2 separate regions of the Homo sapiens genome follow, and region 2 is linked to region 1. The links are chromatin loops, found by intact Hi-C in ENCODE. Cell type or tissue: heart right ventricle. All regions are shown on one strand. Each heading gives the region's core, and the rest is flanking DNA. Links, peaks and the distances in the headings are about the cores only. Region 1 overlaps LOC105370507 (a long non-coding RNA gene). Region 2 has its middle 48 kb from the start of CDKN3.

Region 1 (15,665 bases), core at 5,881-10,880:
TCAGTGTTTGAGCCTATAGAATTAGCTAATATTGTTGATTTTGCTGCCTCTCTGATATGTTGGAGGCAATTTCCATCCCCCTAAACACGTTAAATGCATTTTGTGATTTTAACAGGCTAAAGTGTTAACTCTTGTTTAAATATCTATATTTAGCATTACTTATAGAACTAACACAAGTACATTCTCTTCCATACAGAGCGATTAACTTTTTCAGAAAATTATTCAAATAATTCATTGGACCATTATGTTAGGGATGCTTACTCATCAATTCCAGATAGAGTTGATAAAGATTTGTGCCCATATGGGATGCACTCTGTAGAGTATCCACATATAGATTGGACCTACTAGTGCTACCTCTAGCAAAATGAGAATGTTACCGGTAATCATCACACAAAGGATGTCATGGTAAATCAAGGCTCAGAAAATTATATGCTACCTAAGGGATGTGGCATTGTGCTTCTACCTTGTTTCTTCTCAAGCCCAGTTACATCAGTTTCTTCTTGTTTCTTCTTTAGTCTGGCTGTGGCATTCAGATATTTGTTCAGCTCCAGGTTTTGTTTATTTCTGGTTTTTGTTTGATTCTGGCTTGAGCTTGTGGGGAGTAATTGTGTAGTTTAAGGTCCTTCTGCTTCTAGCTCATCTTGAATCCATGTGTCATTTTCATGACTGGGTTTTTTTTTATTTCTCAAATAAATGCATTGGTCTGCCTGCCTGGCTTTTGCACATTTCAGGCTTCCATCTGCAAAGAAAAGAGACCATGAGATCTGCTAACATGCAAAAAGAAGATAAAAGCATTTTTAAAAAATGTCTTCCTGCACACAGGCCTGCTTTATAATAAACCAGAACAGTGCAGGAATTAAGATGTTGTTGAAATGCCCAAGTGTTTCTGCCCTTTTATTATGTCCAGGGTGATGAGGTCATGGCTTACTGTTTAGCTTATGTGGTACAATTAAGAGATTCATTTCTTAATGTGATTCATCTCAGGAAGAGTTGACTCAGAAAAGTTTTAGGGGAGAGGCAAGACTTGTATGAGGAGATTTTGAAAAATTGTGCTTTTCTTCTGGAAGTTTGAGTTCATTTTTTATTCCAGGTAAGAATGAGGAGAACTGCAATGAGTCTGTCTCAGATTTCTGAGTGACAGGGAGCTGTTGTTGATTGTTTTTGGAGACAGGATCTCACCCTGTTGCACAGACTGGAGTGTGGTGCTACGATCATGGCTCAGTGCAACCTTGACCTCCTGGGCTCAAAAGATTCTCCCACCTCAGCCTCCCCAGTAACTGGGACCACAGACAAGTGCCACCATGCCCTTCTATTTTTAAAAAATTATTTGTAGACACAGGGTCTCGTTATGTTGCTCAGGTTAGTGGAATTTGATTACTTAATGCTAATAAGGCTAAAGAGGTGGTTTTGGTTTTGGCTTTTTTTCCCCCTTTGGAATTACGGCAAAAAGGTGAACTAAATATTTATTTTACTAAGACATCATTATATCTCTGTGTGTAGACATGTTTAAATGAAATAGTTTCTCAGATATATAATAATATCTGGCCAGGTGTGATAGTTCATGCCTGTAATCCCAGCACTTTGGGAGACTGTGGTGGGAGGATCACTTGAGGTCAGGAATTTGAGACCAGCCTGGGCAACATAACGAGACCTTGTCACTACAAAAAATAAAAAAACTTAGCTGGACATGGCAGTGCACACCTGTAGTCCCAGACACTTGAGAGGCTGAGGTGGGACAATTGCTTGAGCCCAGGTGTTGGAGGCTGCAATAAGCTATCATTGCACAGGTGCACTACAGCCTAGGTGACAGAGCAAGACCCTGTTTCAAAAAAAAAAATATATATATATATATATATTTATGCAACTATATGGTATATATAATCTTTATATTTTGTATATACAGTTTTTTTATTGTGTTGTTTATCTGTCAGTCCCTGATTGAGTTCTTTCAAATACAGCATTTACCTTCCTACTGCTGAAAAAGAGGTAGTTTCTCCATTTAGTTAGAGTGGCAGTTCTCAATCACAGTCAACCCCTTCACAAGTATGTGCCATGACAAAAATGTTGATAAGTAATGGATCAGGCCATCTGTATTAATTTATAAAATATTTATTCATGGGCCTCTGGGCAGCATTTACTCAAATTCGTTCCTTCCCTGTGAGTTGTCCTTGATTATGATTCTCAGCTTGGTCTTCCATCCAGTCAACTTTTAGTGAAAATTCCTAATTTGTGTACTGGTCAGTTTAATATAACAAATGTTTATAAAATGCCTGTGCTGTTTAAGGCACCATGCTGGGTACTTGGGATCATTTTTGGAGGGATTAACTACTCTCTCTGTCCTTTAGAAGGAGATGGAAAATTCTGCCATAATGAATGTAAGTCAGATTGGGATAAACATGGTAAAAAGGGGTAAACACAGTGTCATATGTTCCCTGAGGAGAGGACAATTTATTTTGCCTAGGAATCCAGTAAGGTTTCCTAGAGATGGTGACATTTGAATTAGTCCTTAAAGGAGAAACAAGATTTTGAATAGGCAAAGATGGAGGAAATGTGCTAAGTTCCAGAAGAGTGAAAGCCCATAATACAATCAAGGAAAGGAGAGAGGTCTGTTTCTACTTGAGCATTAGCTGTGTGCGAGGTGTGTATGAGGAGCAAATGACAGGTGAGTTTCAAAGAATAGAGTATTTTCAGTTCCTGAGGAACACTGAACATTATGCTAAGAAATTTGGACTTTATTAATAAAAAAACCCAGAAAGCTGGTAAAAGTGTTTGGAGTGAGGAGGTGCCCATGATTATAACTGACTTTAGAAAGGTAACTGTTCAGGATGTTAAAGATAACTTGGGGTAGAGACAAAGCAAGTGGAGACAGGGATCCATTGGCAGGCTATTGTAATAATCCAGGTATAGGTGAAGTGACGTAGGACAGTGATAATAAAAGCAGAAATGAGAGACATTCTGAGTCTAGAACTGGATGTGGTGGGATTCAGAGGTGATTTACAGATGACTCTGAAGTTTGTAGTTCAGGTGGTTAGCAAAAGAAGAAACCATGAACTGAGAGAAAGAACTTTAAGAGAAGAAGGTTTGAAGGAGAAAACAATGATTGTGTAAATTGACATTTATAATACACTATGATTATACATACCATTTCTTTCTTCTTTTGAACTAGATTGTTACAGCCATTCTTTTTTGGATTCCATTGTTAGAATTATACTCTATTTTCCTTTAAATGTAGGACCCTGACACTTTCTGATTCCTCAGAGGGGAAGAAAAGGTATATCTGCTCTCTACTACTTATGAATGCATTCCTATTTACCATAATCTCAATGTGTCTGTGAGGAGTATCTTGAGCCTTACTCAAGGTGAACTCTTTGACCTAACTCCCCTTTCTCTGGCCATGCTCCTATGGATGAGACAATTAGAAATCCTCACTAATGCTTATAGGATTCTCAGAGTTAGACAGAACTGGCCTTTATAAAGGTAAATTGGAGCCAAAGTGGATTCTTGGATCATGTATCTCCTCCCGGTTACAAAGCTGCCAGACCCCATCCCCGTGGGTGGAAATGGACACCAGCCCCCGAGGAAGTGATGGCTGCACTTGGGCGTCTGCTACCGCTGCTGCTTCCTCTCCTTCATAAGGAAGGAAACCGTGGGCTTTCCTGGGCATTTTTCTTATTCCCTTACACAGGGGAACTGGAGAGTCTTGGCCTTTGGAGTTTGAATAGTGAATCTAAGGCTGGAGGGGTTTCCAGAGAGCAGACAATTCCCATCTCTGAACTGTTGCTACTTTCTTCTTCCACCCCCCTTCCTGTGCTGTACAATTCATTCTATCTCCAGACTTTTAGTGTATAGTGTTAGAATGTCTTAATGGAGAGCCTGGAGCTGAAAGGCCCTGTACAACTTCTAGGTGGAGAAACCTAAATGGAAGGAAGGACTTGTGCCACTGTGATTTCCTCCTGCAAATGAAATGTAATTTGTACAAATAATCAAACTCTTCTTTTTTCTTTACCAGATTTGCACACCATATATTCAATGACAAGTCCTCTTGAAAGGTGATGGGAAGTGTTATTAAATTCCAAATATCTACTCCTCATCTGATAAAGCCATTCTGATGTTTGCAGTATGAATTTGATTTGCAGTTAGAATTCCCCACATTGAATACAAATCCCAAACAGCAAATTCAGCTCTGAATCTCTGGAAAATAGCATGTAATGGGTGGATCGATCCAACTAGAGTGTAAATTTGAGGTGCCGTGTGCTTTATCTGAGCATTAACAATTTATTCAGACCATTTTGTGTCCCATTTCCCACCCAAGCAAGTTGAGAACACTACATTTGCTTTTTACTTTTTTCCCTTCATGTTATGACACAAAATCGTTTCTCCAGTTTCAATTACTTTGATGATTGCAGCAGCAATGATTAAGAGAAAATACATCTTTGAAAGGGGCAGAAATATGGTAAGCCTTTCCCACTGATGGTAGCTAAAAAGCATATACTAAACAACTACAGAATACCCAGCACATTGATGGGTGCTGTGTGGTACAGAAAGAAGAAACAAGCCCCATAGGAGCTCACTGCAGACATATCTGAGTGAAGGAGTAAAGGGTTGGAGCTCAGGAAAGGGAAAAGCATATCATCATCTCATTGCTGGACTCTGATCCCTTAAAGCCCAAGTTGAGGAGGAAGTGGTCAGAAGAAAAGTGTATTTTTAGCCCCCTCCCATTTTAGAGACATTCTAAGATGGAGCTAGCAGGAGGAGAAGGATAGATATGGGATGGCAAACTGGTTTATTTGCAATAGGCTGGTTTTAATTCTCCACAGTAGTGAGTTTGAGGGCAATGCAATGCAAAGGACAACTTATTTATTTAATGTTAGGTTATAAGCAACCTTGAAGGCAAAAATCCTCCTCTTTTTGTCTTTTTATTTTTTTTTAACCCTCCATAGTATCCCGTCCAAAGGCAGCAGGTAAGTGGTAGGGTCCAGCCCTCAAAGAAGCTGATATTCTCCACCCACCTCCGTATACACTTGTAAGTTGAGAGCCAAATCCTCTGTCAGACACATTTTCCTTGTCAAATCATGCCCGTCCCACCTCACTGACACTGATAGTCCTGGGAGCCAATTCTGATGCCAACCTGTGTTGAACTCCTAGATGTGAGTGCACTTTCTTGAAGGGCAGGTTGGGCTAAAACTTGACCTTTGGGAGCTTTGAGAGGTGGGAAGAGGAGCAGAGGGCTGCCGGGGAGAGAGAGATTTCCTGGTTATTGCTATAGGGAGTCTGTTTACTTGCCTTCAAGGGTCACAGGCATCTGAATGGACTTCTCTGGCTCTGCTCTTGGGTTTGATTTCAGAGGACTTGGTCCTGTGGAATTCCACTCCCCATCGACCCTCCCCTTACTGTTAGGTATGGGACTTTTATTCCACAGTTATGACTCAAGCCTTCCTGAGGAGCACTGCAGCTTTCTTGCAGCAGCAGCAATTGGAAAGGCTGTTTTAAGTGGAGTTTACTGTTGTTGTATAAACCTTCATTTAAAATTGACTATAAAGTGTTTCTGAACCTGCCAAACACGCATTAAAATATTTTGCTCCATTTATGCCTATGTGTAACATTTGGTTTCTAAAAAGCTTTAATCAGTAATCTTCAAGTAGGAAGTTATTCATCTTTATTGCCAGTCGGTTCTCAGTGGTGGTCGTGGCAACAATCTTTTTATTGCTTCTGTGTTTAGTTGTTCTTTGACATGATAGAAGTCAGCCGCAGTTCAATGAGCTCACTATTTGTGCAACTTAATTGCTTGCTTCCTTCAATACATACTAAATTTTTCCTTTTATGAGCAGGGCTGTTGGAAAAATTAAGCTTAAGGATATAGCCATCCACTTTTAATTAACCTCCTTCCCAAACACATTAGTAAAATAGGTCAAATAACTGCTGAGTGCTAAGTGTACTGTTACTAAGGTCCTCCTCGGCTGAGAAGTGAATCCTGTATTAAGTGGACAAATATTGGAGCGTTGAGTATTTTCTGGAAGCCATGATGACATAAGAATAATGCTTTATAACAGTATTCTCTGCTGCACCATCTCCTCTAGGTTGTATGTATGGTTTGACTTTATCTGGCTCTACCATGGTTTTAGGTTATTTCGTTACATCTGTGTGAAATAAATAAAATATTTCTTTGGGTTTTGTTTTGTTTTTTGCTTTCTAGGTTATTGCTTCTTTTAAAGGGGGACCCAAAATTCAGCTTTTCCTTTTAGTAGTAACCCTGCTCTTATTTTGATTCACAATTCTTAGAATAATCTGGATATGTATAAATGCTTGTGATGAGTACAAAAATATGCTCAGTGAGGGAACTAATCTATCAAAATAGATTTATATAGAACTCTTATAATTCCTCTCCATGTCAGGGTTATATTCAGATGGAAAATCACTTTAATTGCAGCGGTGAAGGGCAGATTGGAGCTTTGCCAGCTTGACAGAAAATATTTTGAAGTTTATAGACCAAAAGAAAAAAAGAAAACGTGACAGTTTCCGAATTTGGCAGAAGGCAGGAAAATGTCAGGATATAGTTTATACTTTTAGAAAGGGGAACACAAAAGCAAAGACAATTAAAATGGGAGAATGTGCCAGATAGAGCTAAAGGTGAACATTTGTGATCTCTGTCCTCTATCTGCAGTTCCATGTTTAGCCTTTAAATGGGAGTGAGTGAAGAGTGAAGAGAAAAAGGAAACCCCCTCAACTGAATGCCAATAGACACAATAATTTCTTAAAAATGATTACTCAGTTATAATCTAATCTAAATCTTGCAGATTCATAGGTAGAGAATCTACGTTTCTCAAATAATCTGTTCTGATAAAATGACTACGTTTCTCAAATAACCTGTTCTGATAAAATGACTACGAGTTGGGTCAATACTTGTCCAGTGTATTTGTACCTCCTGACTTGGGTATATTTTCTGCATTAAGCTTAGTTATTGAGAAGCTTCTTGCAGCACCTTTTTTTCACTGTCGCATCAGAATGTCAGCGAATTGATGATATTCTGAACAGAATTGATGATGAAATGGTAAACTTTGTGGATCTTAGTTCGCCCACCTGCTAAAGAGGGGTAATGACCCTGTGCCAGTCTACACCCCAGGGGATTGTTAAAAAAGTTGATTAATCCTTGTCAGGAGTCTTAAGGCAAAAACATTTTCCCTGTGCCTTACTGTACCCCATCATGATGAGGCTTGCAGGAATGACTTCTTATTCGTTAGTTGTTAGTTATTTCTTTATATATATATATATTTTTTTTTTCGGAGTCTTGCTCTGTTGCCCAGGCTGGAGTGCAGTGGCACGATCTCAGCTCACTGCAACCTCAGTCTCCTGGGTTTAAGTGATTCTCTTGCCTCAGCCTCCCAAGCAGCTGGGATTACAATCACGCACCACCACACCTGGCTAATTTTTGTATTTTTCTGTAGAGACAGGGTTTCACCATGTTGGCCAGGCTGATCTCAAACTCCTGACCTCAAGTGATCCGCCCACCTCGGCCTCCCAAAGTGCTGGGATTACAGGCATGAGCCACCGCGTCCGGCTAGTTGTGGGTTCTAAAGGTTATTCTCTCTTATCTTTTGCCTGGTTAAGGCCTAAGATGCGAATGGCGATTGTTGACACATGGGAAATAGTTGAACCATCTGAAAGGTTAAGTATGGGAAGGGAGCACTGCATTTTCACATGCCTGCAGATGCTCTGGTGCCTGTCATTTCTGTGCTGGTCCACAGACTTCAGGCTGGGGTGGAGAGGGAGACTGTAACTTTTGGTGAAGGAAGAGCTGCTATGAATCAAAGTCAAGGGACTGAGTTAATGCTTTATTCCTGTCTAAACAATTAAGATGGCAAATTTCATACCTTTGGAAAGTTGAAAATACTTGTCTAAGAAAAGAAAAAAAAAGTGGAAGTCTAGGATTGACAGGTACGAGGAAATAAAGGATTTTGGAAACTTTCTGAGGCATTTAGTCTTGGTAATCATTTTTTTTTTGTATTCTTACACAGAGCCCTATTGCCAAGCTGCCTGAGGCAAATTTGCATGTGTTAGGTTTAACTCAGGCAACTTAGGTTTGCCTTTAAAATAGCCAAAACTTTGCCTCAGCATATGTTGGGTCATGTTAACCCTTCATGAATTGACATTTTGCTCATTTCATGGATTTGTCCACTATGGCTGTGGCTTTTCTAGCAGTCATTGGTAGACTTTAATTAAACAAATCCCGGAGGGAGACCTTGGAGCCACAAAAATACTTTCTACAACCAGCAGGTGGCACTGTGGATACTACAGTGGTGAAGAAACTGGGATATAGGAGGCAAAGATGAAAGCGGGGAGAACTCGGATAATGAGATAATATAAGCTAGTCTACAGATCTTTGAGAGGTTAACAGGGCATCTCAGAAAGCTATAAACCAGTCTCTGAATGTGGAAGGCTGCCATGGATTTGCCTTATAAGAACATTTCTCTGATTTTTAAAGTCTTTCCAGTGATACAATTGATATCTGCTTAAATTCTACTTATATGCTACTGCCCTGAGTTGAAAAACAAACTTGAACAGAAGATTTTTAGGTAATTTTAGAAATAAACATTTACACATATTCTAAAACCATAGCATGTAAAATAGGAACTCAAGCCTGGTGTATATAAAGTATTAAAAATTACATTTCATGCTTAGAGAATATTATTCACTAAGGAAACATGTTAATTTGATTTATTTTATTATATTAAAGAGATAGTAAGGACATTTTCTTGACCTGCATTAGCTTCTGCATTCTTTGTTGTCTATGATTCTCTTTAAGAATTTATTTGAAAGAGACTTCTGTAAATCAACTTTTATAACATACTTTTTGGGGTAAAGTTTGCTTCTTTGGAAGTTCATGTAGTGATTTATCTAGGTAATCAAATTGAATTCAGAGGTGGCAACGATTATTTACTTCCAAGTGAAATCTTCTTGAGATAGTAGGAATTGTCCATACTACCAGGGTTCTTTTGTGAGGGTTGGTGCTTTTTTCTTTTTTCCTGAGACATCAGAAGAAAACTTCTTTTGTAGCTTAGACCAGAGGCAGAGGCAGGTCCTGAGAAGGAAATGTAATTCCTCTCAATAAACATTTCCTAAGCTAAGGCCTCTTGGGAACACTGGCCTTTCTGCAGAAATGTGGACTTCTCTCCCTGACAAATTTATGCTCTCTGGGGGCAGATGTTTGAGCTACTTTTCCTCTCTGCCTCCAGCGGTAGAAAACAATTGTGTCCCTATGCTGGTGGAGTCCATTGTTCCAGAGGAAAGCTGAGGGGTTTGTGAATATGTGGAGGACTGCTGTAGAAATCAGTAATAGATTGATTATCGCATCCTACCTGAGGGCAAGGAACTGGGGATGGAAGTGGGAAGAGGAACAACAAAGCTAGATTTAGGATAAGGTGGCAGAACTTGAGATCTGACAGTGGCAGGTCAGAGTCTTAGGGGCCAGTTATAGTGACCTTAGACTCTTGCCCAAGTTCAGAACCTTACATGTTCTAGCCTGCCCGGTCTGGTGGGAGCTGAGGCAGCCATCTGGCTGAGTTGCTGAGGGAGGATGCTGTGAGTGGTCTCTCCACGTGACTGGAAAGTTTGACCAACTGAGGGGACCCAGGAATGGAAACCAGTTTACTGTATATTCAGAAACAGGGATATTTCTGATTCACCAGGGCAGGCCTCTCTCCTATTTCTTGGAACAGATTCCCTTCTTCTGAGTCTGGAGCCTGGGCAGTGCTTGAGCAGCAACAAGGAGCATAAGTTTCCTGTCACTTCCTCTTTGGCAGGTTGTGTCTGCAGACACTGGCTCCCATACCCCATAATTACTTTTTCACATTTTTTAATATAGTAACACATGGTTGGGCTTGTGGTGGGGGAACCAAGTGATGCCTCCAGGCCATGAACACTATAAATAACTTCAGGGATCATTTTATACGGTTAGGGAAGGAAGCAGCTTCTTTCTTAAGAAATAGCTTCAAGCAAAGAAGCAGGATTTAGGAACAAATAACTTTTATTTTCAAGAGCCCCTTTGCCTTTTCTATTTCTCTACAGATCAGCGATCTTATTGGTATTAATTTGTCTTCTCACCAGCCTTTCTTATACCACTTTTCAGCTTAGAGTGGTGATTGTAGCCATCTCGTCATATAGAGAAAAGTACATACATTTTGTTTATGAATGTGCAACTTTGAGCTTTGAGCTATCAAGTCCATTTTCCAAGGTTTGCTTATGACTCTGAATTCCCTAACAGGCACCCATGTACAAGCATATGTGTTGACTGAAGACCCATGTTATTTAAAGGGACTTCAATAAGAAATCTAGAAATAGTTCCTCATGCCTCTGACCATATTTTTAAACCACCTAAGGCAGCCCAATCTTAGAGTTTCCTGGGAATAGTTATTTAGGACATTTGTTGCAGGGACTCATGTTTAACAATCTTCATTGTCAGGAAGTTCTTCGTTTTATATAAATTTCCAATGTATTTAAAATGTTTTGCTTCTTTATTCAGTAGAGGTTGACAACAGCTTATTATGATTAGCTTTCAATAACTACCTTTTATGTGTTTCAATGGCCTAGTTTCTAAACTTGTACATAATTTAATAATTAACACCTAAATAAGAACAACACTACTTTCAATTTAATAAAAGCCTAATAGAAAAGTATCTGTAGCAAAAATATTCCAAAAACACTTTCTAGGTTTCACTAGAGTCTGTATGCTTTTGCTTGACCCATGTTTGTACAAATTTGATCCTCACAGTTCATTTCTAAAGCAGAGCAAGTAGTCTGGATTATCTTTGCATTATATGTAATATTGCTCTATAATATATTTACATTATAGGTAGGCAAAGACACTAGCCCAATGACAGAGATACAAAAAGGACCACAACTGTCCTAGGCATTAGAATATGTTTCTCTCTTAGTGACATTAATTCACTGAAATAAAACTATATCGATAGGCAAATGGGTTCATTTTACTCCTTGCATCTTGCATAAGTGTTGCATAATCATCTGGGACCAGGGACAAAAACTGCAGTGATAGGCAAGTCTGCGGGACTGGGCAGGAGCAAATGGGACAGATGCCCAGGAGGGATATATGGGGAAAATCAAAATCTATAGTCCTTAGTCGCTCTGGACTAATATTTGCCAAGCTCACAGGGTACCTGGCACTGTGCTCTGGATTTCCAATATAAATTTCTTCTCTTGCAGAAGGAGCTATCATTTTACTTCTCTCCTAAAAATGTGTTCTTGTAGACAGTGGTGGTTCCTTCATCAGAGGGCTTGACCTATAATGTCTCTGGCTTGTGTGCACCTAATGCTGTGGTGTTTGCATGACTGAGGAGTCACAAAGAAATTGCGGTTGAATGTCATTTCCAACAAATAATACTGTTTGATGATTTTATTTTAAAGACTTCTTGAGTGCTGAGAATCTGGTACAGCATATGTTTTGATGTGGTGCAGTGACAGCCACAATATCTGTCAAAAGGAACTATGAGAGATTAAATAGCAGAGTGCTTTTCTCTCATGATGTAGATGTAGCAGTACTTGCGAAGGAAAAAGCTTGTATTGTTTCTTGGACCCATCCCCTACACTCCTACACCGACCCTGTGAGATTAAGTAAGCTGGCAGCAGAACTGCAAGTTCTTGTTAACCATACATGCCCCAAGGCCCTAACACAAACAATCCCTATTATAAAATAAGACCTTTACAAATAATATTTTCAGAAAATACTTGTATTTGTTTTCTGCCATGCTGCATTTTTTGAGATGGTTACATGCTTACCTTAGGGAATGGCATGTCGCCAAAGCTAGAGGTCTGCCTGCTGAAGTTTCAATAGTGCTCATTATGAAGGAGAAGAAGTTTCTATTCCTACCCCTGGAAGGAAAAAGCCACTCACAGATAAAGTGTATGATATGATTACCATTGCTTTAGATAACCACAAGTAGTACTTCCGACATGATAAGGGATCGTTTTCTGTCTTGATCGTACAGAGCTTAGCTCAGCCTTTTTAAGCATTGGTGGCATTTTTGAAGGCCACTTGATTAGTTTGGATCCTGAGGGAGCATGAAGTTGCCATGCAGATAAAAATCAACACTGGTTTCAGCTACTGCAGCAATTGCAGTGATAGTAGGGGGTCCTTTGGAAGAGGTTTGGAATCGGGACGAAAGGCCCTAGTGACTTTGGCAGAGTTATTTAAAGGTCTTGTGACTAAACACCAAGCATATCAGGAACTCTGAGACAGTTCCTTTTCTTGTGCTGGCTTCATTATGATTAAGCTCATTGGGAGAGCTAGAATCCCTTAGCTCCTCAGAAGGGTATATCAATGAGGCAGATTCTCTTTAAAATAGACAGGAGGGTTAGCCATCAATATCTGATTTGCTGGAGAGGATATGAACAGGGAAATTACAGAGATAATGAGAATTTAATGAGTTAAATTGTAGAAAGGAAATTAAGGGCCCATCGTGACAATCGGTCTGCTATAAAAGCCCAAGTCCTATTGTATGAACCTTTTACTATCCTCGTGGTAAAACCAGGGATAACACTCTAAGATGAGGAATATTGTAATTGGCAAAAATAAGAAATGGTAGTTACTCCTTCCTGATACTTTGACAAGTAGTTAATAAATGGATTGTTGACTACCACATAAAATCCAGAGGGGGGATATCAGAGTGGAATTGGAGGATTTAAAATAAGGTCAAAGGCTGGGATAGTGTTTGCATGCATGTTTGTATGTATGCATATGTAGTCCAAAAGAAAAATTCTAATTCATGATTATAATTTGAACATTTAGTCTTTCCCTAGAAGCTTCTGAAAGATCAAAAGAGGTCAGATGTACAGAACAGACTTCTTAAAATGTAATGGGATGAATGTTGTGATGCTTTTTGTACTTTGAGGCTGGCAGGTAACAGCAGGGACCAGTATTAGAAAAAAAGAACAAGAGATTTATTTTCTCCAAATTTTCCACCCCTGTTCCTATGGTAGCTGATGCTACCACCCTGTGGAATTGCATTTTTATGACCTCCTGGTGCTACCATTGCTGGATGAGTTGGAGATGGATGGGGGCTATCTTGTGTATCTGAACACTTATCCTGGCTCAGTTTTAATACCCCACATGGCACTCAAAGTTATAGTTCTTGAAGAAAATTTCTATGTTTTGAATGGTAATAGAGAAAAGCTATCTATCCCCTTAATTTGCTATCTTCAATTTTCATTCCTTCATGAGAGATGTAATAAGTCTGGGAATTTCCCTCTTTGCTAGGTGGGGATGTGATTACCCAACTGTTGGCAGGGTGCTTGGGATTATCCAGATGGAAATGCTATTTAAGGGCTAGGTATTAGGGTTTTGCCTTTTAAAAATTAAAATATCCCCAAATGAGCTTTATTTGTGTTTCCTTTAAAGTCCTTGTTACAGGAAGTTGCCAGGGGAGGAAATGTAGCTCAGAGGTTTCTGGGACCAGCCATGGCTCTTGGGATGGATCAGAGGCAGAGTCACCAGTCAGGGGCTTGGCCAACAGAGCTGCTATGTACCTTTTCCCATTTTTAGCCCTCCATTTGGTTCCCAGAACTAAAAGACCCTTTCTATCTGTCACATGGGAGACTCTCTGACCTTAGGAAATCGAGATGTCATGCCCTGTGGGATGTGGCTGCCTACGTGCCTTGATGAGCTGGGTGAAGCCCTCATGCAATTAGTCTTACTAGGCAGCTTTCAAGTGCTTTATAAGTTACATTTCATCTATGTGTTTTTAAAAAGGGGTCTTTTAAAAAGGGACATCATTCTTGTCACTTTCCATTCTTTAAATTTCAGCTCTTGGGTTTGTCTCAGTGAGAAGCAGATTCCCATCTTTTTTTGCGGGGGAGGAGTTCGAGAGCTCACCCTACTCCAGGGTTACAGCAGATTTGCTGTTGTTGCTGTTGCTGCTTTCTTTTCAAAGTACCATAGGTCACATGATGACTTCCAGGCCCAAATGGGGAGATGATGTGGATAAAAGTATTTAGCAAGAGATCAAAAACTGGGCTGCACTTCTAAATGGCTTGCCTTTTAGAAAAAAACACATTAGCCTTTCACCCAGATGTTGTTGTGGGTAACTGTCAATACGGTGCACAGGTGGCACAGTTGTCTTGCCATTTACTGCCTGATGCCTCGGCAACTGCTGCCAGCCCTTCAGAAATAGGAAATGACTAATGATGTGGTGGAAATTATGAACCAGGATTAATAAAACTTGAAAAGGAACAGTCTTTCAGTGTTTGATCCTCCTTAGAGGAAGTTAAATCTGAATCCTAGATTGTTTTCCCTGAGGTGTTCTTCTGACTTTTTCTGATTACTCGGCTGTAGTGGGGGTCTATGCTACAGCTAGGAACAGTGAACCAGATGGTGCAGGAAGCAAAGTGCTGCTCCCATCCCTGAAGGTACAGACACATGTCCTGTTCTGCAGCCCATCTGTGAAGAATCCAGTTAAAGGAGCCACAAGCACAGAACAAATATTTAACTTCTAAAAGTTGAGATTTAGCATGAAGAACATTCTGGAAAGATTTCATTCACTGTCTGAGTGATTTCTATGCTTCCTCATTAAGGACAATTGTTGGGGTCTCAATAGATTTCAGGGAGTTGACATTTTTCTTTTTAATTTTGGAATCAAAATTTATTTTCCTTAAGGCCCATGCCAAGCATTCTTTCACAATTCTGTGGGCCTGTCCTCTAGCCCTCTTTCTTGTTCCTCTCACATTCTCAGGCTCCTCTTTTCCTCTTGGGAAAATGCTATGTAGCCAAAGGGATAAATGCACATTTGTTTTATAGATGAAGAAGGCAGTATAAGGTATAATGGGAAAAAAAAGCCAGACTCTGAATAAGGAGACTTCAGTTCTAGGCCCTTTTCAATAGTGTAATCTCTGGGAAACCCCTCCAAGCTCTGTGAGTCCAAAGGTATCACTTCTATGATGATGGGTCTTAACTGGGTATCTGCTAAGTTCTCTTCCTGCTCATTATAGCACATGTGTGTGGTGTATGTGATATTTTCTCTGAGGTAGTCTCAATTCCCTTGTCTTAAAGTATTGTGGTCTGCCCAGGAACCTGTCCGGTCAGTTCCTGATGAGGAGCATCATGGGCAGGTAGGGAGCAGTCGTGAAACATGACCAGTTACTGCAGCAGAGTATTGACACTTAGGTGATTCGTGTTGTTATAAGGCTTAATATTGCTGCAGATTAGCCGGTTAAGAAAAAGCCAGGAAGTATTTCTAAGGCCTCTAAAGTCAAAGTATCTCCTGAATTTGCTCATTAAGATCAACTAGGCCACAAAAGAATCAAACTAAACTGTTCATCTAAAGTTTTTGGTGAATTAAAGCAACTCTGTATTTCAAGCTAGTTCAGAATTGCCAGAGCATCTCTATGTGTCTGGGCATGTGTGGTGAGCCTGAGCACATGTGTATGAGAAAATATGTCTGTGTGTGTGCTTGGGTGAGAAATAAAAGAGACAGTAAAGCAGGTGGCTGGTTTACACAAATTTACGCAAGAAGTTGGAACTAAGAAATGAAGTCTGAAAGACACTACATAGCATATGATCTTGCTCTGTTCATTCAGTGTATCCTTCCGACCTGCTTAAGGCTTTATAAAATCCTTACTGCAAGTAACAATAGCTAACATTTATTGAGTACTTACTATATGCC
Region 2 (15,665 bases), core at 5,772-10,771, 170 kb before region 1:
GAGTCTGTGGAATTTTTCTTTCCATGATGCACACTCTAAGACTCTAAGCTCCAAGAAGACAGATTTCACGTCTTAATTATCCACTTATCCTCCAGACCTAGCACAGTGATTGGCACATAGTAGGCACTCAGTAAATTTTTGTTGAATGAATAAACTAGACAGTAGTTAGTTGCCAAGATGTATGCTTTCTAAAATTGGGACTAATTTTTATTAAAAAATTGCCAAAATGATACAGCTGAAAACTTAATATCATTCCAAGATCCTCATAAATATTGATGGTTCTTTTGGAAGCTAGTTTCCAGTGATGGTCCCCAGTGAAACATGCCTCCTAGTACTCTTGTGTAGTTCCCTACCCTTGAGTCTGGGCTGGCCCTGTGACTTGCTTTTTGACCAATAAAGTGAGGTGGAAATGATACTGTGTGACTTCCAAGGCTGGGTCAGGTCTTACAGCCTCTATCCAAGCCTCTTGGAATGCTTGCTCTTGGGATACTTCCTCCGGGATCCCAGCTACTGTGCTGGGTGGAGCTCAGGTTACATGAAGAGGCCACATATAGGCTATGTGATGTGCTTTCCCAGACCACTGCTGGGCTCTTGGCCAACAACTAGCTTCAACTGCCATCACAGGAGTGAGGCACAGTGAACGTCAGGCCCACTGAGCTTACAGATTGAAACTCACTCCTCCATTTGACTGCAACATGACGTCCCTGGATGAGAACTGTCCAGCTGAGCCCATTCAACCTTCAGAATTGTGGGAGATAATACTAAAATTGTTTTAAGCCAATAAGTTTTGGACTGGTTAAGCAGCAATGGATAGCCAGAACACCTTTGAAATGAATAAAATATGTTTGAAATTATTAGGTCAGGATAGTTTAAATTGTCTTGCTATGATTGACTTTGGAGTTCTGCGCTACATTATTTCACAAATAACCTACTTGACCTCATGCCTCAATGATTGCTTTTAAGTGTACAGTTTCCTTTATTTAGAGAGTTAGTATTGATATATTTACATAGTTATCTTTAAAAATCTTAGTTAAGTTCTCTAACACATTGATACACACCAAATTTTTAAACAGTGACTAACAGGATGATGAAAAATGACAGTATAAATTCCATCCTATAGTAGCCAGTAAATTTTTATTTTATTAGATTGAAACTAAAAAAAATCTTTTAATGACCCTATTAGTCATTCTCTAGTAAAATAACCTGTCGCAGGATTTAGTAATATTTATTTCACTTCTATCTGTTGGATGGTTCTCTCCCTCCATTTAGAAATTAAACTATAATTTACACACAGTAAAATCATGCTTATTTGTATATAGTTTTATAAAATAGATGCGAAACTATTCAAATGTATAGTTTCTACATTTGACTAATTAGATAGCTGTGTAACTACTGCCACAATCAAGATACAGAATAATTCCATCATCTTCCAAAGTAGTCCTGTGCCCCTTTATAGTCAAGTCTCTTCCCAACCCCTGGCTACCACTGATTTAAAAAAAATAATTTACTGAAGTGAAACTCATATAACATAAAACTAACCATTTTAAAGTGAACAATTCTGTGACATTTAATACATTCACAATGTTGTGCAACACTACCCCTGTCTAGTTTGAAAACATTTCCATAACTTCAAAGTAAAATTCCTTACAGTTATCTCCCTCTTTCTTGCTCCCCAGTCCCTGGTAACTATCAATCTGTATTCTGTCTCTGTGGATTATCTAGTCTGGATATTTTATACAGATGGAATCATATATGACCTTTTGTATCTGGCTTTAACTTAGCATAATGTTTTCAAGGTTCATCCACATTGTAGCAAGCATCAGTACTTCATTCTTTTTCATGGCTGAATAATATTCCACTGTATGTATATAATCTATATTTTTTGTCCCTATAATTTTGCCTTTGCAAGAGTGTCATATAAAATGCAATTATATCATCTATCAGCTTTTGAATCCAATGAGATGTTTTGATCTGTGCTTTTAGAGTGTGTGGATACCTTCCCTATCATTTACTAAACTTTTTTTTCTCATGGTTTTGTGGTGGCATGATATTGTGGACTTATAACTTATGTGTACCCTCCTGCTCTATGCTTTATCAAATTTACTCATTTTTACATTGACGCCTTGCCCTAAGCCTGAACACTCAATGTTAGTCACCATCACTTTAAGGAAAGATCTTTGGTGTGAAATCGGTGAACACAACTTCTGAATCTTCATTTTAAATTCCAAAGCCATTTCATGGGTATAAGCAAGATTTGTGAAGAACACTTTAGGAGTCGGGATTATTTTTCCCCCATAAGACACAGAAGAGAAGAAGAAAACTGTGGGCTGGAGAGGTGAGATAGAGGCAGGAGTAAGTGATCTCTGAGAAAGCAGAACCTTCTGCTACTCACACCCATCCTAGAGAGCAGCGCTGGGGAAGGAGCAGTGTGCTGGTGAGGGAGAAAAGGAAAAATGAGTTGGGCAGACAGCTAAAGATGGGTCCTTGGTAAAACTCCTTCAAACAGAGAAACAGCCTGAAAAATCAAAGCTATAGGCACAAACAGCAGCCTGGGGAAAACTCAGGCTGCAGCTGCACAGATAAGAAAGCAAGACCCAACACAGCAGCCTTTGTTCTTGGTGTAATCAGCAGGCTCCCAGGAAAAAGTTTCTTCCCCTTTTCAGGTATGTACATGGGAGGCTCCATGGGAACTTGCATGGGGAGGGGGTGGGGCCTTACCCAAACATACCCACAGTTGCACAAACAAGAGAAGCTGCACTTTGTGCTTTCCTAAAAAGACATGCCCACAGCTGCAAAGATTAGGAGAGTTACACAGACAGCTCCACAGATAAGGGAAGTTACACAAACAGCTGCAGAGATGAGGAGAGTTTCTCATAAAAGCTTTTGGATTCAACTGTAAAAACGGCAACTCCTCTTTTGGGCCCTCTTTCCATGGCAACACCTCTTTTGGGCCCTCTCTTCTTTCACTTATTAAACTTGCACTCCAACCTCGCCCTTTGTGTCCACACTCCTTAATTTTCTTGGTTGTGAGACAAAGAACTCTGGGTGATACCTCACAAAGAGACTGCTACATTGTGGTGCTTTGGCTGAAAGCCAAGAGGTAACAAACTGTGTAACACTGGGACATTGAGATCCACATGGGCACACAAGGGCAGAGGGAGCTTGAGATGATGTCCAGGATGAGTTCTGGGACAGCATGCCATGCTCTGGGGCTTCCCTCCCACACTGGTGGGATGCCTCATACAAGTAAAGACAAGGAGCGTAGGTATCAACACAGCCAACAACCTACCTGGTTTCCTGCCCTTGGAAGAGCACAGTTTCATATCACTCAAGAAGGGCTTGCGAATTAGCCAAGAGGAAGCGTGAGGGCAGGTGGGCCTGAAGGTGTCCCTTGGTAGAAAGACCAGCATTTTGAGTGCTCACTTTGTGGCTGGAGACGAGATAGGAATTCAGCTCCCCCAGCACATGCTGGCTCTGGAGGGTCATCAGATCTGAGGACCAAACTGAGCAGAACATCTCAGCAGTTGCCAGTGTAAGGCAGATGATGGCCACAAGGGAGGAGATGCCTTTTCCGGGTGTCACAGTGCTACACAAGTCCCCAAGAGCTTAGAAACGACCTTGAGAAGAGGAGGAGGAGGAGGAAATGCTGAACTGTTTTTAAATTTGAAACTGCTAACGTACCTGGAGTTAGCTAGGAGTGTAATTTCTGCCAGCAGTTGGAATTGGAACTTGATAGAGATGAGGAGTGGCAGACTTACTAGCCTCTGTGTGCCTCAGTCGTTTCAGCTGGCAAAGAGGGAGGTGGTCATAGTACCTCCCCATGAAGGTTACTGTGAGGGTTAAATAAGGTAATGTGTGCACAGAATTTAGGATGGTGCCTGGCACACAGCAAGCATTCAGTAAATGTTTGCTCTCATTGTCTGCAAAATGCATACCTACATACCACGAACAAACAAACTGAAAAACAAAAAGTGACAGAAAATACATTGTTGGAAAAACTTACCTATGGTAGTTCTGTGGTATTGACAAGTGAACCAGGAAGTCAGACTTCCTGCCCTTTGGAGCTTTCAATTTAAGACATATTCAAACTTTTGACAGTCCCTAATGTTGCCAATAAAGCTAAAGATGAAATAAGTGTTGACTGCGGCCAGGCGCGGTGGCTCATGCCTGTAATCCCAGCACTTTGGGAGGCTGAGGCAGGCAGATCATGAGGTCAGGAGATGGAGCCCATCCTGGCTAACATGGTGAAACCCCGTTGCTACTAAAAATAGAAAAATTAGCCAGGCATGGTGGCACGCACCTGTAGTCCCAGCTACTTGGGAGGCTGAGGCAGGAGAATCAATTGAACCTGGGAGGTGGAGGTTGCAGTGAGCCGAGATCATGCCACTGCACTCCAGCCTGGCAACAAAGCGAGACTCAGTCTCTTAAAAAAAAAAAAAAAAAAAAAAAAAATTGTTGACTGCACGTTAAGCATCAGCCAATTGAGATGATAAGACTGGTTATTTTAGGAAGGCTTTATAGGGTCTTTGCATCTGGGGAGTAACCTGGGATCTTTTATTAATTTTTTTTTATTATACTTTAAGTTTTAGGGTACATGTGCACAATGTACAGGTTAGTTACATATGTATACATTGACATGCTGGTGCGCTGCACCCACTAACTCGTGATCTAGCATTAGATGTATCTCCCAATGCTATCCCTCCCCTCTCCCCCCACCCCACAACAGTCCCCGGAGTGTGATGTTCCCCCTCCTGTGTCCATGTGTACAGTAACCAAAACAGCATGGTACTGGTACCAAAACAGAGATATAGATCAACGGGACAGAACAGAGCCCTCAGAAATAATGCCGCGTGTCTACAACTGTCTGATCTTTGACAAAGCTGAGAAAAACAAGCAATGGGGAAAGGATTCCCTATTTAATAAATGGTGCTAGGAAAGCTGGCTAGCCATATGTAGAAAGCTGAAACTGTATCCCTTCCTTACACCTTATACAAAAATCAATTCAAGATGGATTAAAGACTTAAACGTTAGACCTAAAATCATAAAAACCCTAGAAGAAAACCTAGGCATTACCATTCAGGACATAGGCACAGGCAAGGACTTCATGTCTAAAACACCAAAAGCAATGGCAACAAAAGCCAAAATTGACAAATGGGATCTAATTGAACTAAAGAGCTTCTGCACAGCAAAAGAAACTACCATCAGAGTGAACAGGCAACCCACAAAATGGGAGAAAATTTTTGCAACCTACTCATCTGACAAAGGGCTAATATCCAGAATCTACAATGAACTCAAACAAATTTACAAGAAAAAAACAAACCCCATCAAAAAGTGGGCAAAGGACATGAACAGACACTTCTCAAAAGAAGACAGTTATGCAGCCAAAAAACACATGAAAAAATGCTCATCATCACTGGCCATCAGAGAAATGCAAATCAAAACCACAATGAGATACCATCTCACACCAGTTAGAATGGCAATCATTAAAAAGTCAGGAAACAACAGGTGCTGGAGAGGATGTGGAGAAGTAGGAACACTTTTATTTTTTTTTTTTGAGACAGAGTACAGTGACATGATCACAGCTCACTGCAGCCTTGACCTGCCCGGCTGAAGTGATCCTCCCACTTCAGCCTCCTGAGTAGCTAGGACCACAGGTGAGAGCTACCATTGCTGGCTAATTTTGTTTAGTTTTTGTAGAGACAAGGTCTCACTAGGTTGCCCAGGCTGGTTTTGAACTGCTGGGCTCAAGTGATCCTGTCTCAGCCTCCCAAAGTGCTGGGATTACAAGCATGAGCCACCGTGCCTGGCTTTCACCTGGGATCTTACCTTCAACCTTGTACCTTGATGGGCTTGACTCAGTGTAACTCTTCCTATAATCTGACACTCTCTCTTTCCTTTCCATATATATTACATGCAAAAATACTTTTCTGTTCAGCCAACCTTTTCAGTGGTTCAAAAGATGTATTGGTCGGCCGGGCACAGTGGCTCACGCCTGTAATCCTAGCACTTTGGGAGGCCAAGGTGGGTGGATCACGGGGTCAGGAGATCAAGACCATCCTGGCTAACACGGTGAAACGGTGTCTCTACTGAAAATACAAAAATTTAGCTGGGCGTGGTGGCAGGCACCTGTAGTCCCAGCTACACGGGAGGCTGAGGCAGGAGAATGGCGTGAACCCGGGAGGCGGAGCTTGCAGTGAGCCAAAATTGTGCCACTGCACTCCAGCCTGGACGACAGAGCGAGACCCTGTCTCCAAAAAAAAAAAAAAAAAAAAAAGATGTATTGGTCAATTTGTTAATAGCATATCATTATAAATGTGTTATTGCTAGAAATTAGCAGCCAAAATATAACACGATAGAGTGTTCCTTGTAGCTTCCTTGCTCATCTTACATTGCCCATTGTAACATTTTTAGGATTGTTAACCATATCATTTCTTCATGTTTCACAGTACTGCACTTATAATTAGTGTCTATCAGTGTCTGTTATCATACTGTCCTCTTGGCTTTCAACCAGTTAATTATTTGTTGGATTGCTTTTCAGAGTACTGGCTGCCTTCCCTATGACGTGCTGCCTCCCTTCCCGCTGATCATCTTACTCTTCTGTTCTTTGCTATTTTCAGACACTATTTTGCACTCATTATGCACAAGTTCAAACTTTAGTCATGTGAAGAGAGCTGAGTGCCTTGTCTAATTTTTCAGCACCAAACCAAATAAACAAAAAACGCATAAAGTCCATTTAAAAATATCCACACTGCATCAGGGAACAGAGAAGCTTTTTCTCTCTCATGTGAAATCTTCTCCAGGAAACCACCAGGACTGAGGCCCCCATGGCGCACACATGCTTGCTTTAGGTGCTTACGTTAAGATGGTATTTCATTAGTTTTGGATGGTCCCTTCCACAGAGCTCAGATGCTATGCTTCTTTCTATTTTAAAAGGGGGGACGAAAAGATTGGCTTTTCATCCAAAATACTCATGTTCTTCTAGCATATTAAAATTCATTTGTGACTAAGTCATTATAGTGAAGTACTTGGAAACCTTTCTATTCTAGAGAGTTCTGGGCACAAACACATTTACAGTGTGCACTAATGCCAGGCTCATGTCCTCACGTCCTCCAAGGGACAGGGATGAGCTGGGTCATAAACCAAACAGTGGGACTCTGGCAATCCCTTTTAGCTCAGGCAGATGCAAAATTGAAGACCCAAAAGAAGCCTTCCAAAGGTCACAGCAGGTTGCTCTCAGGAAAAGAGAATCAGTAATTTATTTTTAAGCAATCTCTTAGCCTCTGTGACAGTTATGTTTCCTTGTAAGCTGCTTTGGAGCCACTCACCACTCTGAAATTGCAGAGTAGGCTACGAACAATCCGGCTTCGTAAGAACATGCAAGTGAGGACCCACGAGGAGATATTCTTGTGCTTTTTAAAGTGCTTCTCTCACTTTGCTTCCTAAACTGCCTTAATTGAGGCAAGGGAGCCAACATGAGTGAGTTCCTTCCCGCGGCTTGCTCTGCCGTGGAGTTCAAGGATGCCTGAGCCCTCAAAACACGGCGCGGTGCAGTTGGGCTGATGGGAAGTCCTGAACAGCTTGCTGAATTATTACTTCATTCTCGGCTGAAGCAGCAGGAGGCGAGATGATGAGTGAAGGAAAAAACCCATGGACTCCAGCGTGGGCTGAAGGAACCAAAACAAACACTGAGAAGACAGGCCAATACTGAAATCTGTTTCAAGGATGGAGCGCGCAGGAATGTTTCACCATATTTTGTCTAAGGAACAGATTTCATTTTTTAATGGCTGTATTAATCAGTGGAAGCAGAACGGCAGGAAGGAATCCGTTTTCCCCTCTCCCCAACGCCTCCCGTGGCTCGCCCGGACATTCCCCCCATTCTTTGTACTGAAGGTGGCCTGGAAGTTTTAGAGGCGTGAGACAGGTTCTGAACTCGCATGCCCTTTCTTTCTCCTTCCCGAATAAATTTTGCGTAAGAATATTTGGGACAAGGAATCCACCATGGCGGGGTGCAATAAAAGCGTTTCACAAATTATGATTTCCCATTCTCTAGGCAGTTCAGCTCTGCCTAACAGCTCTAATTTCCTAGACAAATAGTCCTCCCTGTCCTCTCCAGCTGCTCACAGGCGCCTCTCTCTGGGTATTCTTTTTAAAATCCCTCTCCTGGGGAATTTTTAAAAAAGCTTCTCGCACTTTTTCATGCGATTTTCATGGTTCCATCCATCTCCCCACTTTTTTGGTCAAAGCCTTCCTCCCAAATATCAATTGCTTTTTCAACCCGTCCATACTACTGCTCAGCTGTTGGTTGAGCTTCTCCTAGCCTCCTGCTGCTGTCACTGGGCCAATGGAAGCCAGTCCCTTGCCTCTTTGTTCTATTATTTTATGGCAAGATAATAAACTTCTACATTTTTGAAGTACTTTTCACCGACTTGATATCAAGTATTTTGATAATCACAAAGTGATCAAACACATGTTCTCTTTTTCCAGTTACATAATGAGATCAAATATTGATTAGCAGTGAGTAGATAGATGTATATTGTACACACACACATACACCCGACCATCCTCCTTTTGGCCTATGGAGACTGTTACTCCAAAGAGCCGACACATTTGTGTTGACATTTCAGTCATCCAAGAAAGCTGCCAATGTCACTTCCTTTGAATATTTTCCTTCAGTTTTCAGGAAAGAGTTGGTGGGACTAGCTTATCATGGATGGCATGAGCTGAGGGGATGGTAATTTTTCACAAAAGTAGACATTGTTCGAGGCTAATAGTAAGCTGTAATCTAGACTCATAACTGTAGAGGGCGCTCTTGACTTAATAATGACAGCATTGCCATTGTCACTCCAGGAAGCTGGGAGGTGACAGAGTATCCTTTTATTACCAAGTATTTTATGGGGAAAGAGAGAAGGTGCCTTTTGGAATAGACAAGAAATCCATATTGTTTCATATTACCTTTTATAACATGTCTTCTTAAGAATAAGCTCATCATCTAATTCGTAGCCCCTGGTTACAGTTTTGTTGAAAGTGCAGAAGCTTCCAACTAATGAGAATGAATCTCATCAATGTCTCATACCTTGTGTTGGTCCTGCCACTTGGTAATGGGTGCTTTGCGTGCTGGGAGCTGGGAGCGATCTTCCAAAAATGGCAAGTGGGGTGGGCACTCCTTTGCGGAAAAGCCTTCTGTGGGTTTCAATTTCATTTAGCATGAACTCCCCACTTCTTACTGTGCCCTACCAAGGCCTTCTAGGATATAGCTTCTTCCTACACTTCAAGCTCTCTTTCTCTCTTCCTTCCCAGGGGCCGAATCTGGGACAGCACATGGACCTTGCCAAGCGGGGCACACTCTGTGGCATCTGCATTTGCTCTTCCATCTGCACAGTGAGCTCTTCCGTGCATCTTCCAAAGGCTGGCTCCTTCCCATTTCTCAGTCCTCTGGTCATAGAAACCCCTTGGAGGGAACTTTTTTGACTACCTCATCTAAAATAGGCCCGGCCCCAGCCAGCTTTTCTTTTTTAATTAAAAATTTAATTGTGATATAATTCACATAAGATTTCACAAAACACCACATTCACCATTTAAAAGTGTACGATTCAATGGTTTTCGGTATATTCACAATATTATACGGCCATCACCACTATCTAACTTCAGAACATTTCCATTGTCCCCAAAAGAAACCTCATACCATGAAGAAGTCACGGCCCACCTCGCATTCCTCCCAGCCTCTGGCATCCACTCATCTACCGTCTTGTCTGTATGGAATTGCCTGTGCTGGGTATGACACACCCACTTCTTTTTAAATGTTAAAGCACCCTGTTTGTTTCCTTCCTGGCATGGATGTATTTGCTCATTTACTTGTTTACCATTTATTCTCACAATCTATGAATAAGTCGCAGAGTTTCTTCACAATTCAGTCTGCCCAGCCTTAAAGTGAGCCCAGCCTTTCACCATAGGATCCAATCTATGTGGTGGTGCAACCACTTCTGGGGCTACTGTGGAAGAGACTCGTCTGTGGTAGCATGCCCTCCAAGAGTTCTTGAGGGCTCTATATCTTTTGAAGGATTTTCTGCTTTTCACTTGCAACCCACAGAGTCATAACTGATTTAATCACCTTCTTCAGAGTACTGCGTGCATTTGTAGAAGACTCTTTAAGGCCTGGGCTTCTTGCTGCAGCAATAAATACCAGTAACCTTTACAGAGCATGGGCCGTATGTCAGGCACAGGGATATGTGCTTCACTTGTATTTTTTCCACTTGGTTTTATTACAGTCCTGTGAAATAGGTATAATTATTGCATCCCATTTTAAAGATGAGAGAATTGAGGTTAAGGGAATTGGCACATTTTACTCAGCTAGTTTGTGGCAGAGTGGAGACTGGAGTCCCAGCAGTTAGACCTCCAGGGCTCATGCTCTTAACTATTCTGCTCTTTCTTCAGCCTCTCAGACTTCAGTCAAGTGTTAGCACGAAGTGACGGTGTGATGTTTGCATGCGGCATATGAATATTATTGCTCCTGGTAAGATTGTTTACGATGACATCATAGACAAAGAAATGTTTCCTTGAGTTCCTAGTATAGCAGCTGAGCAACAGTTTTTGTTATATGGGATTCTTTTCTGCCCTTTAGTTTGGGAAGTGACCAGCAAGGTGTCCTGGGAATGCCAGGGGGCTGTATAAGTCTTTGCGCATGGATGAAAGGAAGAGGCATGAGATGGAAGCTCATGCTTCCAGAGCAGATGGCCCTTGGAAGAACTTGGTTTCCTGCAGGAGGGTTGACTCCCAGGAGAACTACATCTCAACAGCTTAGCCATGTGTATTAGTCAGAGTTCTCTGGAGAAATATAACTAATACATGATATGTTTTATATATATATGTGTATATATATGTATATATATATATGTGTATATATATGTATATATATGTGTATATATGTATATATGTGTATATATGTATATGTGTGTGTATATATGTATATATGTGTATATATGTATATATATTCATATATATGTATATATATGTGTGTATATATATGTGTATATATATTTAAAGAGATTGATTTTTGAAGAATTGGCTTATGTGATTACAGAAGCTGGAAGTCCCAAATTTACAGGGTGGACCAGTAGGCTAGATAACCTGGGAAGAGCCAGTGCTGTGGTTCAAGTCTGAAGGCTGTCTGCTGCAGGATTTATACTTGCTCAGGAAAGGTCAGTCTTTTGTTCCATTTAGGCCTTCAGCTGATTGAATGAGGCCCACCCATATTATGGAGGGCATTCTGCTTTACTCAAAGTCCACTCATTTAATGTAAATCTCATCCAAAACCACTTTCACAGAAACATCCAGAATAATGTTTGACCACATATCTGGGCTCTGTGGCCCAGCCAAGTTGATATAACCATCAAGGTGAGGTACTCAGTGCTCAGGTCCAGTTCACCTAGGATCTAGGCTGGAAGGCAAGGAGGGCAGTGTTGTTGGGAGGGCATTCTACCTCCTACAAGGTGAGGGGAGTCTGGATCTCATCTACTGTAAGGGATGACCAGTCGGCTCTCCAAGGGTGGTTCTGGTGGAGAAAGATGTGTCTCAGCCATCTTGAGTTTGCCCGGAGACCAAGCACTTGTCAGAGACCCACCTTTGGGTTGGTGGGTAGAAGAGCAGATGGTCTTTGCACTTTCTCACTGGGTGGATCTCAGGGAGTAAGTGATTATTCACCCACAGAAGGCCCACTTGGTGCTAGCTTGAGCCGTCTCTGGATTGTATTCATCCATTCAACAAATACCTGCTGACTGTTTATTACATGCCAGGGCTCTTCTAAGTAGTGGGGATACAGCAGTGAACAGACAAAAATCTCTGTCCTCAAGAAATTTACATTCTGGGAGTGAGAAGAGACAGACATCTAAAGAAAATAAAGAAGTAAAGTAGTATGTTGTAGACCAGATAGTGATAAGTGCCATGAGGAAAAATAAAGGTGAGAGAGGAAATGGGGAATGCCGTGGTCAGTGGGGTGGGGGTTAAGGGGGGTAGGGGTTAGGGGTGCTGGTGGCTTGTACTGTGATGTAGGGTGGTCAGGGAAGGCCTCCCTGTATAAAAGGTGCCTTTTGAGTGAAGAGCAAGTCATGAGGATAACAGGAGGAAGGGAACTCCGGGCAGACGGCACAGCAAGTGCAAAGCCTCTGAGGAAGGACTGTGGCTGCTGTGTCTGAGGACCCCAGAGGCCAGACGGCCTGGGACAGAGTGGGGAGGAGGAGCATGGGGGGAAGTGCAGTGAGAGAAGACCAGGACCAATAGGAGGCCAGAGGGAGTGGGGCCCCAGCACCACTGTGAGGCCTGGCTTCTAATCTGAGAGATCCGGAAGCCAGTGGAGGGGTTTGTGTGGAGGAGTGACACGGTCTGGCTGCTCTGCTGGGACAGACGGTGGGGTGTGTGTGGGAGGGTGGAGGGGAGAGCCGGGCAGAATCAGGGAGACTCTTCCTGGAATCCAGGGGAGAGATGGTGGTACCAGGGACCAGCGTGTTGGGGAGAAGTGGCTGGGTTCTATATCTGCCTGGAAGTTCAGGCTGAAAGGATCTGCGGCCTAGAGTGAGGACTGTGAAGTGTGTGTGTGTGTGTGTGTGTGTGTGTGTGTGTGTGTGTGTGTGTTGTTGAACAGGGGAGGTTTAAAATGTACCTTCCCATCCAGCCCTCTCCTGCACAACCTCACATCAAGGTTGGAAGGGGATGGTCTTTAGACTTTAGGATTTCTGCCCTCAACACGAGTGTCTGAGAACTGCCTTTGGGGGCTGTTGTAGGAGGTGAAACCAATTTGATCATAATGGGAGAGAAAACCCCTCCATGGCCCAGGGTGGATTTACCTGATCACCCATCTTTCCCGGTCCTTGGTGCCGTGTGGACATCTGCGACCCAGTGGCCACTCAAAGGAAATGACCTCATGAGCGTGCCTTTCAAGCCACACAGGATGGATTGGAGTGCGACATTTGGCCGGTCGCTCTGGTTTACACCAAATGCAACAACTTGTGGCCTGCAGATCCTCAGTATAAATAGCTGGAAAAGCCTGACCTTGACAAGCTCATTTCTCATTCCTTTCTTGTTACAGGTAATAGAGCTGAAAATGTGGTTTTAATTATAGCACTAATGAAAACTGAAAATCCAGACAGACACTTGATGAACTCTGCTGCGCTTTATATTACATTTGTGCTAACTACAAAGTGCCCAGCTGGGTGTAACATGATCCCCTTTCCTCGAGCATCCGCCTGACTGAAGCTGTATAATTGATGTGTACTTTGGCAGGAGGTCAGCTTAAAGGGTTTTTTTTTTTTTTCTTTAAGATTTTTTTTTAAACATCTTTAACGGTACTTTGGGGAAAGGGGTACGTTTATTACCTGGGCTGGGAGAACATTTCTCTGGGTTGCCTGACATGCCCCACCCCCATTCCAAACTTCTTCTAGAGCATTCCGTACAGCACCTTCAGGAGAAGCTCCAGGGCCAGAAATGAGCTGAGAGACTGACTTTAACTTGGAGCCCTGTAACTTTGTTGTCGGCCGGTGACTTTACCACGCAGCCCTCCTCTCTCTATTCCTACCTGTCAGAAGGACGTGTTCAGAGTCTCTGTAAGGGACAGTTTCGGTAGCTGTGACATGGAGGCTGTGACCCATTGGCCTTGCATGCTGGCCTTCGTGTGCTGCACTGCCTCTCTCCCCAGGCCATGGGGCTCCTTACACGTAGAGGTGCTGAATAAAATACAGGATGCCCAGTTATATTTGAATTTCAGATAAACAGCAAATGCTTTCAAATTATTTTTGTTTATCTGGAATTCAAATGTAACTGGTCATCCTGTAGTTTCATTTTTGAATCTGGCAACCCAGCTCATAGAGTTTCTGTGGCTGGACAGGGTCTCGGAAGGGACTTAGGAAGAATTCCTGCCCTGACTTAGAGACAATGTAAGGTTAACTCTGCTTTAGCTAACCACAGACCTTCATCCACATCCCATCAGACTACCACATCGCGCTCTCACCCTGCTCCTTAGGCCACACCCTGCATTCACTCCTGTGGTTCTAGATGATTGGAATTCATGGCACAGCCAACCTCAAAAACAATGAAAGGTTCTGTAAAGGCCCACTGGTGATCATGGTGTCTTTACTGGCTGGGTGGGTGGCCAAGTTACATAATCTCTTTCTTGTTTAGTTTGTAATCTTTTTGTTTTTATTTACATTTTTGAATGGGTAATCTATTCATATTACTTACAGAGATTTCAATAAAACATGAAAGGTATACAGTAAGAAGTCTCCCTTTCCCTTTTCTTGTTCAGCCATCCAGTTCCTTCTCTTGTAGGCAACACATACTATTAGTTTCTTATTTTTCCTTCTAGAGATATTTATGCATAGATACACAAATAAGTATATATCCTCCCTCTTCCCGATTTCTACACAGCTGTCAGCATATTGGACCCACTGTGCTCATTGCAGTAAAAGCGTCTTCTTTTCTTCACCTCCAATATCTTGGAGATCTTCTCATACCACAGCATAAAAAACTTATTATTTTTTTAATGGCTGCATTGTGTGGTCATATCATTATTTATTTATTTATTTGAGACAGGGTCTGGCTCTATCACCCAGGCTGGAATGCAGTGGCGTGATCTCAGCTCACTGTAGCCTCGACTTTCTAGGCTCAGGTAATCCTCCCACCTCAGCCTCCCCAGTAGCGGGGACTACTGGCATGTGCCACCACCCCTGGCTAATTTTTGTATTTTTTGTAGAGGTGAGGTTTTGCTATGTTGGCCAGGCTGGTCTTGAACTCCTGGGCTCAAGCAATCTGCCCACCTTGGCCTCCCAAAGTGCTGGGATTATAGGTATGGGCCACTGTGCCCAGCCCCATCATTTAATCAGCTTCCTTTTGATGAACATTTATGTGGATTCCAATTGTTTGCTGTTACACACAGCAATGCAGTACATGCATTATTTGTATTTATGTGAATGCCTTAGGTTAAATTCCTAGATACGGAGCTGTTGGGCCAGAGTACATGCATACATTTGTAGTTTGCCAAGTTGTTCTCCATGTTAGTTTCCCATAGCTGCTACAACAAATTACCACAAATGCAGTGGTTTTAAACAGCACAAAATTATTATCTTACAATTCTGGAGGCCTAAAGTCCTCAAACCAAGATGTGGCAGGGCTGTGCTCCTTCTGGAGGCTCTAGGGGAGAATCCATTTCCTTGCCTTTTCCAGATTCTTGAAGCTACCTGCATTCCTTGGCTTGCGATCTCTTCCTCCATCTTTAAGGCTGGCTGTGTGGCATCTGCAAATCTCTCTTTCTCTGGCCACTGCTTCTGTTATCACAGCTCTGCTGGCTCTGACACTCCTGCCCCACTTTTGTAAAGAGCATTATGATGATATTGGGCTCACCTGGATAATCCAGGACACACTCTCCATTTTTAGATCTGCAACTTTAATCACTTATGCAAAGTTCCTTTTGCCATGTAAGGTAATATAGTCACAGGTTACAGGGAGTAGCATGTGGACATCTTTGTGGGGTCATTATTCAGATGGCCACACTCTCCATGGAGTTTGTCCCAATTTAAACTCCCAACACAGCCCTAACTCGCAGAATGTGCATTCAAAATTTCTGAATCTTTACCAATCTGAGAGGTTAAACAAATGGCATCTCCATGTAAATTTTACATAGC

The links. A loop is a pair of places that touch in the nucleus more often than their neighbours do. Peaks named below come from ENCODE experiments on the same cell type or tissue, not always from the same donor. Only the 100,000 strongest peaks of a DNase experiment are listed, where the experiment ranks them.
Region 2: a loop joins it to region 1, with 2.5 times the contacts of the local background. A loop is called at or near these places in 19 of 110 quality-filtered maps.

Annotation. Positions count from the first base shown.
Region 1 is chr14:54,168,127-54,183,791 of GRCh38, reverse strand. All of the region lies in intron 4 of LOC105370507 (a long non-coding RNA gene), which reads left to right. Among named protein-coding and RNA genes, the nearest start is that of BMP4, 220 kb to the right of the region's middle. RefSeq lists a silencer at 5,607-5,901. In heart right ventricle, for the core only: a CTCF peak has its summit at 8,260 (motif pointing right); DNase peaks (open chromatin) are centred at 8,271 and 9,641; H3K27ac peaks cover 2,463 bases.
Region 2 is chr14:54,341,332-54,356,996 of GRCh38, reverse strand. No RefSeq gene overlaps it. Among named protein-coding and RNA genes, the nearest start is that of CDKN3, 48 kb to the left of the region's middle. In heart right ventricle, for the core only: a CTCF peak has its summit at 8,810 (motif pointing right); a DNase peak (open chromatin) is centred at 7,606; H3K4me3 peaks cover 934 bases; H3K27ac peaks cover 2,891 bases.